Linked DNA regions of Homo sapiens: region 1 is linked to region 2. The links are chromatin loops, found by intact Hi-C in ENCODE. Cell type or tissue: PC-3. All regions are shown on one strand. Each heading gives the region's core, and the rest is flanking DNA. Links, peaks and the distances in the headings are about the cores only.

The links. A loop is a pair of places that touch in the nucleus more often than their neighbours do. Peaks named below come from ENCODE experiments on the same cell type or tissue, not always from the same donor. Only the 100,000 strongest peaks of a DNase experiment are listed, where the experiment ranks them.
Region 1: a loop joins it to region 2, with 7 times the contacts of the local background. A loop is called at or near these places in 4 of 110 quality-filtered maps.

The regions. Positions count from the first base shown.
Region 1 is chr3:155,857,887-155,863,271 of GRCh38, reverse strand. LOC105374174 (a long non-coding RNA gene) reads right to left here. Exons shown (of 3, transcript XR_924607.4): 2 at 4,940-5,020; 3 at 1-624. Among named protein-coding and RNA genes, the nearest start is that of SLC33A1, 6.2 kb to the right of the region's middle. RefSeq lists enhancers at 541-600, 5,195-5,294. In PC-3, for the core only: a CTCF peak has its summit at 3,184 (motif pointing right); a DNase peak (open chromatin) is centred at 531.
Region 2 is chr3:155,699,138-155,704,522 of GRCh38, reverse strand. PLCH1 (phospholipase C eta 1) reads left to right here. Exons shown (of 23, transcript NM_014996.4): 2 at 259-377. The coding sequence starts at 299. Among named protein-coding and RNA genes, the nearest start is that of PLCH1, 43 kb to the left of the region's middle. In PC-3, for the core only: a CTCF peak has its summit at 2,440 (motif pointing right); a DNase peak (open chromatin) is centred at 1,022.

The DNA of each region.
Region 1 (5,385 bases), core at 147-5,146, 160 kb before region 2:
GCCCGCTGCCTAGACAGAGCCAATCTATCAAGATGGGAATTGCCATAGAGAGAGAGTAATTCACACAGAGCCGGCTGTGTGGGAGACCAGAGTTTTATTACTGCTCAAATCAGTCTCCCTAAGCATTCAGGGATCAGAGTTTTTAAGAACAAATTGGCTGGGCGCAGTGGCCCATGCCTGTAATCCCAGCACTTTGGGAGGCCGAGGCGGGTGGGTCACGAGGTCAGAAGTTTGAGACCAGCCTGACCAACATGGTGAAACCCTGTCTCTACTAAAAATGCAAAAGTTAGCCGGGCATGGAGTCGCACACCTGTAATCCCAGCTACTCGGGAGGCTGGGGCAGGAGAATTGCTTGAACCTAGGAGGCGGAGGTTGCTGTGAGCAGAGATCACGCCACTGCACTCCAGCCTGGGCGACAGGTGAGACTTGGTCTCAAAAAAAAAAAGAACAAATTGGTGGGTTGGAGGAAGCCAGTGAGCCGAGAGTGCTGATTGGTCAGAGATGAAATCATAGGGAGTTGAAGCTGTCTTCTTACACTGAGTCACTTCCTGGATGGGGGCCACAAGATCAGATGAGCCAGTTTATCCATCTGGGTGGTGCCAGCTGATCCATCGAGGACAGGGTCTACAAAATATCCCAAGCACTGGTCTTAGGTTTTATAATAGTGATTTCTTTCTTTTCTTTCTTTCTTTCTTTTTTTTTTTTTTTTTTGAGACAGACTTTCGCTCTTGTTGCCCAGGCTGGAGTGCAGTGGTGCCATCTCGGCTCACCACAACCTCAGCTTCCTGGGTTCAAGTGATTCTCCTGCCTCAGCCTCTCAAGTAGCTGGGGTTACAGGCATGTGCCACCACACTTGGCTAATTTTGTATTTTTAGTAGAGACAGGGTTTCTCCATGTTGGTCAGGCTGGTCTCAAACTCCCAACCTCAGGTGATTTGCCCACCTCGGCCTCCGAAAGTGCTGAGATTACAGGCATAAGCCATCACACCAGCCTATAATAGTGATTTTTATCCCCAGGAGCGATTTAGGGAGTGTCAGAATCTTGTAGCCTCCAGCTGCATGACTCCTAAACCATAATTTATAATCTTTTGACTAATATGTTAGTCCTACAAAGGCAGTCTAGTCCCCAGGCAAGAAGGGGATTTGTTTTGGGAAAAGGCTGTTATCATCTGTGCCTCAAACTATAAACTATAAACTAAGTTCTTCCTAAAGCTAGTTTGTCCCATGCCCAGGAATGAACTAGGACAGCTTGATGGTCAGAGGCAAGATGGAGTTGGTCAGGTTAGATCTCTTTCTCTGTCTCAGTTATAATCTTGCACTGACGGTTTCACTTTCATTATCTTCCAACTAATCCTTGAATTGCTTCTTGGGAAGGTGTCAAGAGCCTGGACACTGGTTGGGGTTGAGGCCCCACCAGCATTTGGGGACCTCCCTAACCCACTGGTATCAATAAGACCTAACAATCCTATTCCTAGGTATTTGCCCAAGAGAGATGAAAAGATATGTTTACACAAAAACCTGTATGCAAATGTTTATAGTGACATTACTCATACAAAAAATGGGAAACAATCCAAATGTTCTTCAACTGGTCAGTAGATAAATACACTCTGGCATATCCATACAATGGAATATTACTGGGGAGAAAAAAAGAAGGAGGTGGGGATGCGGGACAATGATATCAATGAATCTCAATGCATTATGCTGACTGAAAGAAGACACACTCAAAAGCTACATTTTGTATGATTCCATTTACATGATATTTTGGAAAAAGCAAAGCTATAGGGAGAGAAAATAGATCGGTGGTTACCAGAGGTTGGGGAATGGGTGGAGAGGTTGACTTCAGATGGGCACAAGGGTATGTACTTTTTGGAGTTGACGGACCTATTCCATATCTTGATTGTGGTGGTGGTTCTATAACTATCTATTTGTTAAAACTCATAGAACCGGGTGATGGGTACGCCAAAATCTCAGAAATTATCACTAAACATCTTATTCATGTAACCAAACACCACTCATTCCCCCAAAAACCTATAAAAAAATATATATTTTTTGAGACTGAGTCCTGCTCTGTAGCCCAGGCTGTGAGTGTAGTGGTGCGATCTTGGCTCACTATAACCTCCATCTCCCGGGTTCAAGCAATCCTCCCGCCTAAGCCTCTCAAGTAGCTGGGATTACAGGTGTGCGCCACCATGCTTGGCTAATGTTTATATTTTTAGTAGAGATGGGGTTTCATCATGTTGGCCAGGCTGGTCTAGAACTCCTGATCTCAAGTGATCTACACGCCTCGGCCTCCCAAAGTGCTGGGATTACAGGCGTGAACCACCGTGCCTAGCCTAAACCTATGGAAATTAAAAAAACAAAACAAAACACCCAAAAACCTCATAGGGCCGGGCATGGTCGCTCACGTCTGTAATCCCAGCACTTTGGGGGCCAAGGCAGGCAGATCACTTGAGGTCAGGAGTTCAAGACTAGCCTGGCCAACATGGCGAAACCCCATATCCACTAAAAATACAAAAATTAGCCAGGTGTGGTGTCATGCACCTGTAGTCTCAGCTACTCAGAAGATTGGGGCAGGAGACTCGCTTGAACCTGGGAGACAGAAGTTGCAGTGAGCCAAGATTGCATCACTGTACTCCAGCCTGGGCAACACAGCGAGACTCTGTCTCAAAAGAAAACAAAAGGCCAGGTGCCGTGGGTCACACCTGTAATGCCAGCACTTTGGGAGGCCAAGGTGGGTGGATCACCTGAGGTCAGGAGTTCAAGACCAGTCTGGCTAACATGGTGAAATCCAGTCTCTACCAAAAATACAAAATTTGTCAGATGTGGTGGCAGGCGCCTGTAATCCCAGCTACTCAAGAGGCTGAGGCAGGAGAATTGCCTGAACCCAGGAGGTGAAGATTGCAGTGAGCCAAGATCACGCCACTGTACTCCAACCTGGGTGACAGAGCAAGACTCTGTCTCAAAAACAAAACAAAACAAAAAACACACAAAAAACAAACTCATAGAACTGTACACTAAAAAGGGCCAATTTTACTGGATATAAATTATACCTCAATAAACCTGATTCCCACCTCAAAAATAAACAATTTTAAAATTCTCAGGAATATATAGAAGATACAGTTCAGATCTCAGTGAAATGACTGGAAAACCAGAGAAGAAATCTACAATCAGACATAGGTATATGAAGGGTCCACTAGATGGTGGTATTAATTTTTGTAACAGAGCCTAGAAAAACGAAGCAAAGACATCACAGGCGTGGCAGTGGAGTAGTTTTTTGAAAAATGTTCTTGAAGATTATTGCTGTAATTCCTAATATATTGTCACCTTGATTTTTGTGTTTTTGCTAAGCCAGGTGTCCTGGCCTTCCACTGATTCTGGGAGGCCATCAATATCCTTCCAGTAAAATTCTCTCTTTCAGTTTTGTTTTGTTTCTGAAACAGACTGAATAGCAGCATTAATAGCGGTGGTTAACCAATTTGTTTGTTTGTTTTTTGAGATGGAATATTGCTCTTGTTGCCCAGGCTGGAGTGCAACGGCGTGATCTCGGCTCACTGCAACCTCCGTCTCCTGAGTTCAATAATTCTCCTGCCGGCCGGACATGGTGGCTCATGCCTGTAATCTCAGCACTTTGGGAGGCCAAGGTGGGTGGATCACCTGAGGTCAGGAGTTCGAGACCAGCCTGGCCAACATGATAAAACCTCATCTCTACTACAAATGCAAATATTAGCCGGGTGTGGTGGCACGCACCTGTAATCCCAGCTACTCAGGAGGCTGAGGCAGGAGAATCGCTTGAACCCAGAAGGTGGAGGAGGTGCAGTGAGCCAAGATCACGCCACTGTACTCCAGCCTGGGTGACAGAGCAAGACCCCATCTCAAAAAAATAAAAATAAAAATAATTCTCCTGCCTCAGCCTCCTAAGTATCTGAGTTTACAGGCATGCGCCACCATGCCCAGCTAATTTTGTATTTTTAGTAGAGATGGGGTTTCACCATGTTAGCCAGGCTGGTCTCAAACTCCTGACCTCAGGTGATCCACCCACCTCACCCTCCCAAAATGCTGGAATTACGGGCGTGAGCCACCATGCCCGGCCTGTTTTGAGGTTTTTGTTGTTGTTTTTGTTCTCATTTTCCTTTATGGAGAATTTTAAATATGTACAAAATAAACAGAATGGTCTCATATGAACCCTTAGTGTACCTATCACCAAGCTTCAATAGTCTTTGATAATCTGCCATTTTAAATTCAAGCCTCCATGACCACCAATCCCCATGCAAATAGTTTGTTTGTTTGTTTGTTTGAGACGGAGTCTCGCTCTGTCGCCCAGGCTGGAGTGCAGTGGCGGGATCTCAGCTCACTGCAAGCTCCGCCTCCCGGGTTCACGCCATTCTCCTGCCTCAGCCTCCCAAGTAGCTGGGACTACAGGCGCCCGCCACTACGCCCGGCTAATTTTTTGTATTTTTAGTAGAGACGGGGTTTCACCGTTTTAGCCGGGATGGTCTCGATCTCCTGACCTCGTGATCCGCCCGCCTCGGCCTCCCAAAGTGCTGGGATTACAGGCGTGAGCCACCGCCCGGCCATAGTTTTTTTATAGTTGTTTGTTTGTTTTTTGAGATAAAACTCTTATGTATTTTGAAATGCAGAAATTTTAACTGTGCAATTTCAATTTGTTTTTGAAGGACCTAGTTTGGAAGTTTCTAAGAACATAGAGTAAAAAGAAAAAGGAAAGTTATGAGAAAAAGCTTAAGGGGTAATTCCAGTAAACAAAATATAAGTTTACTAGGACTTTTAGGGGGAATTAATGAAGAGGAAAAAATGAAAAAGCAAAGATATTATTAAGGAAAATTTCTCTAAAATCAAGAAAGATTTGAAACTTTGTTAAAAAAGACCTAATAAATGTTGAACAAGATTAATAGAAAAACATATATGTATTATACAATACATACCTTCATACATCCTGGTGAAAATTCTGAACTTCAAGGATAAAGCGAATTTTCACAAGCTTTCAACTGGAAAACACAGGATACCTATAAAGGGACAAGGAAAAAAAAAAAAAGCAAGAAAGGATCATGGCGACCACCAGAAGGGTTTTATATTTGGCAGTTTCACCAGCTTCCCCAAAACACATCAATCAGGGAACACCAGTATTCCAAAAGAAAGGGGAAATGATATTAACTGAAGTGAGTTAGGGGAGTTGAAAATGCAAAAAAAACAAAAACAAAAAACAAAAACAGCTATTCATGACAGTATGGGCTGAAGGTCCCATGCGGTATCAGTTTTGTTTTCATAGTGATAGTGACATTTGTTCCACATTTGCTGAGGGACACTGAGGGCCTGGTGGGGGTGGTGTTCCCAGGTTTGTAGAGAAATGTCTTAGTTTGTGTTGGAAAGA
Region 2 (5,385 bases), core at 289-5,288:
CCCTGGAGATGGGTAACATTGAGCCCTGAAAGGTGGTTTGAAAAAGTTACTGTTTTGATATGCTAAATGTCATTCTAGACCCTGGGAAGACTTGTGAGAAATTTCTTAGGGCCTGGGGGATTCCAGCTCCATGTGTGGAGAAGTTGTATGCCGTATATGTTGCCCCGTAATGCTGGGCAACCGATGGCATTATGCTACCAGTGTGAGCGTGTGGCTGCCGTTTTCTTCATTTTTGTCTCATTCTGTTTCCCTTGACAGGGCAATTTGGTTTTGATGCTGTGCCAGAAATCTTCTGACAATGAGTTACTGGAACTTGGAAAAAAGGAACTGTGTGCAGTACCGCAGGCATTTTCTGGTGGACAACAGTGTGTTTCATGGTAAGCTGTCTCTTGTATTTATGTAGTTGGATCTTTTATTTTGTTTCTGACAGGACTTTTATTCTAGCACTCTAGATGCAAATATGGTATAATTGTTGGATGGAACCAAGAGCTTGAGTTAACTTGTTTATGAATAATTACCCAAGAAGTCCCATTGCACTTACTATCTCCACTTGTAAGGAATGGGCCCCACCTCAACGACTATAATAGTGTTATCTCTTTCTATTTCGTAGGGTAGTTGGTACCAGTGCCTTTCCTCTTCTACCACACTGTCAACTCCAGTAATATCCCTTTCTGATGTTTGTAATTATTTTGGGTGAGGGCCATATAATTGTTCAGTTAATATTTGTGGATCACCAGTCAATGCTTATTACCAGCATAGCATGGCCTTCCAAATTGAGATGTTAGAGGGTGCTTGTGGCCACCTGCTTTAGACACTTATTGAAGAGAAGTCCACCCACTTTTATTGCTGTCCTTTAGGGCTTTCAGACTTATCTATATATTATGTCCCATATAACAACAGAACAGAAGAGTTTGCAGCACTAAACCGTTACTATCAGGGTGGAGGACTGCAGCTGTGAATCAGAGAGTAATCAATATTAGTCATTTTCATGGCAAACTAAGACAAATTGCCTTTACCCTGCTGGTATCTGTTTGTTTTGTGGTATACAGTCAGGGATAAGCTCTGTCAATCCTGCTGTCAAGATACCCCAGGGTGAAACTGATTTAAAAGCCAAAGACTTATGTGGTGCCAGAATTTTTGGAGTAATCTCTATCAGAGGCCTGTGGAATTGTAGAGGGAACAGAGAGATTTCAGGGGGAGTGGAGTGCTCTTTAACAGAATCCTATAATCTAAGCTGCTTTCACCTTTCTAAGATTGTTCTGAAGTCTTCCCCAATTTGATGACAGACTTAATGTTTATTATTGCTTTAAACTAAGTTTAAGATAACAAATTTAACCTTACTTTATTAAGCACTTTGGTGTTTATAGTGTTTTTTCAACGTTCATTATACAACCTCACTAAAAGCCCTTGTAAAGTAGAGAGTGATTTCATTTTACAGATGAAGAAAGAGAAACAGAGATGAAATAACTGCCCAAGTTGATGTAACTAATTAGGTATTAGCAATGTCAGCATGAAAATTTCTGCCTCCACCTTTCCAGGTTGGTTCTCTTGACATTCCAGTGGTGAAGTGCCCTTAGCAGAGGAGGCGTGGGAATGGCGACTTGACCCTGTGGCACTGAGGTTCTGCGTTGCTTTTCTCTAGCCTCAGCCAAGGGTCCTGTTCATTGCTTTATCTCTCATGCAGTGTTTGATTTATGTATTGTTCTGTTGCAAATTTATTCGTATTAAAAAATAGTAAATATGATAATAGAAAAATCACGGGAGTTAGAAGAACTAGGTTTATTTTTTCAAGCTTTATTTTGTGCCAGTTTTTAAAGAATTTAGATTTAAGTGCCTTAAACTCATTATTATTTTCATTATTTTAGAATGCCTTTATTCAGAGATCTCAAAGGCTATAATCATTTAAAATTTTTTCTATGTATTTTTATAGTCGTATTACCAATTAGTTTATTACTATATTGCAGATACTTATGCTAAGGGCTTGATGACCATTAACATTGTCATACGGAATCCTTTCAAGGACTTTGCTATAGCTATTATTCAACCCATTTTATGAATGGGGTAACTAAAGCTTGTGGAGATTGTAAAATGGTGACCTAAAATTCAAATCCTGATCTGCCTAATTCCAACACCTCACTGTTTTTTCTTCTTTCAGGCTGCCATCTCCGTTTTAATTAAAAAAAAAATTAACATTCTGAGGCTTAAGTTCTATATAACAGTATTTGCTCTGTTGTTGACTAGCAGTGTACGGTCTTGGACAAGTTACGTAATCTTTCAGGAACTCAGTTCTCTTTTCTGTGAAATGAGCATGCTGGTCTCAATGATTTTTGAGGCTGTTTCTAGTTCTAAACTCAGATTCCACTGAAGTATTTCTGAGAATTACAATTACTGTATTGTCTGAGCTCCCTTTTCACTAAACACAAGATACACAAGGGGGCAGTATAACACTTAAAATATGAATTGGTTACTTCTTACATTCAAGAATTACTCTTTCGAAAGGATTTAGAGATATTAAATCCTCCCAAGATTAAAAGAATCAACTCCGATTAGAACAATGATTCTATTCATTTATAATACAGCAATAGCTTTATATATTTCTGATAGTGTAAAATATCATTTTGGATTTCCTTGCCTCAGGATATATTGTAATTCAGGAAAGAAAGATGCCTTTTGCTCTTCTTCTACCTCTGCTGAAAATGAATCTGTTAACATAGGAACTTACTTGACTTAAGGAAGAATTGTGAGAAGTCTTGGGATATTTTAAACCAAGGGAGCTCTAGTGGTAATGTCTTTGTAGAGGATTTCAGAACATTTCTGAGAAAAGAAAGGGACAGGACATGTTGAGTAGGAAATGTCAGATTTCTCTTGGGCTTCTTGAACATTTACTGACCACACTTTTGCTTATTCACTTTGGCTTCTCCTTGTTTTTGTTGATAACTCTCCTTACATAACAAAATCAACCAAAACAAAAAGAAACAAAACTTCTTCCATAAATGGAAAAGAACCATTTCCCGTGCAGAATAATAGACTTTTGGAATAAGCAGACTTGGATGTATAAATTATGCCAGCCAGGGTCTCTTTCTACAGACAAACTTCAGCAGTGTTGCCAGGATAAAAGAGCTATGTTAAAATGAGAACTCTAAAATGGTCAATAGCAGCAAAAATAAAAATGTAACATTTGTGTAGTTTCACAGTTCATAAACCATATTCATAGCCTCATTTTCTGATTATAGAGGTGGTATATTCTCATTGGAAACAATTTAGAATATTACCCACAATCCCAGAACCCAAAGAGAAAGAGACTGTTAAACCTACTGTTAAGAGTCTGCTTATGTCCGGCCTTTTATCTACCTACTATTTCATCTTCACATTTCAGAGGCAGGAATGAAATATCTGGAAAGGTTGGGAAATAGTGCTTAACGGAAATGAACTGGTTGAATTGACTACTATGTCCAGCGATGAGAGAAACCTTGTTAGGAATGATGAATTTTTGTATTTCCCTCTTGTCTGTCTTTTGCCTGGATTTTTAGGAAAAACCCAAAGGAATTTGCACCTATCAGAGAAGCTAATCTCTGGGATCTTCCCCTACTTGACTTTTATTCTTCTGATATGTTTGCAATAGAAAAAAATCTTGAGCAAAGAATGTTTGGTGCGGTATGAACCCTGTCTTAATGGCTTATACCTTCATGATTTATCCTGATTTGAAAATTGCCTATACCTTCAGCTGTTTCTCCTGCTTTCAGTGAATTGCAGTATTTTTTTTTCTGACCTGGGATGCAGTCTTGATTCTTAACCAATAATGAGTGTATTTGCAATTAATATGCACATGCAATTTCTTATGCACATAAGCCTTTCCAAACATTTGAGCTCCTTACTAAGTGACTTAATGTTTGTCTTCACATACTGCTAGTTATAATTGTACTATTGGAAAAAGTATTAATTGCTTTCCTGTAAGTTATTAGGTTATCATCTCAACTTCTTATGGGAAAATTTGTTTTTGTTGCCATCATGTTGTTAAATGAATATTTCGGAATAACCATTACAAATCTAAACTAGAAACATTTTGGACTGAATTAGGAGTATCTTTTACTATCTAGGGATAAAATTAAGGGTAATTCTCTTATTAAATATTTATGCAGTATGCCTTTTCAAGAAGTTGCCTTATATATATGTTAATACTTTTACTTTGCCTCAGAACTACATTTTAATAAAACTAATTGACTTAGTTAATTAATTAAAGGATTACTTTTTATCCAGCCTCCCCTTCCTGGCCACAGACCTAGTTGGTGATGTGAGGGTAGAAACTTGACTGCTAGTTTGTAATGGAAAGTAGGCTGAAACGGGATCCTGAAGACTAGTTCTAATCCAAGTTTAACAACTAACTTGTGTAGCCTCATGTCACTTCTGGGGCCCTCAGTTTCCCTGTCTTTCAGGTGAGGATTTTGCCAGATTGTAAAGTTCCCTTATAGCAGCAAGGTGTGAGGTCTCTGTGTAGTCAAACATCAAGATAGGTGTATGATAGATGGAAGTGTTCTTCAGGCCGGGGGTATGAGAATGAAAGGCTGGCAAGATGGCATTGAAGAGAAGATAAGATTTCTTTTTGGACTGTAAACTTTGTAGTTAGTGTTGCACTGGCAAAATGCTGCATTTCCCTTTAGGGGAGAGAGGTAGTGGTGTGTGTGTGTGTGTGTGTGTGTGTGAATGGTCACAGGTTTCTCCTGACCATGGAGAGACCAATATCTAGGACTGACACACAAGCTTTCAGGACAAATGTGATTATATTCAAAAATGAAGAGTGAAAAGCTCTCCCTCACTGGAGTTCCATCTGCACTGGAAGAAAAGAGAAGAATTCCAGATCCTGACTGGAAAATATGCAAGGAGAATGAAATTATGCAAAAGTGAATTAGGGTTCCAATTGATTTCAGCCAGTTTATTAGACTTTGGCAGCCTGCCTGCTTTAGGTTTGTGGGGCATCACTAGATTTTATGTTAGAGTAGCATTTCTTTACTGAATCAAAGCCTAGCTTTTCCAGCCATAACTTTATAAGTCTCCTTTTCTAGGTCCAGAAAATACCTGTGCACATAGAATTCCTATTATTGCAATGACAATCAAGATTTCATGAACATCATTAAGATTAAAAGTATCAGGCTGGGCGCAGTGGTTCACGCCTGTAATCCCAGCACTTTGGGAGGCCGAGGCAGGTGGATCACCTGAGGTCAGGAGTTTGAGACCAGCCTGGCCAACATGGCGAAACCCTGTCTCTATTAAAAATACAAAAAATTAGCTGGGTGTGGGAGTGGATGCCTGTAATCCCAGCTACTTGGGAGGCTGAGGCAAGAGAGTCGTTTGAACCTGGGAGGTGGAGGTTGCAGTGAGCCGAGATGG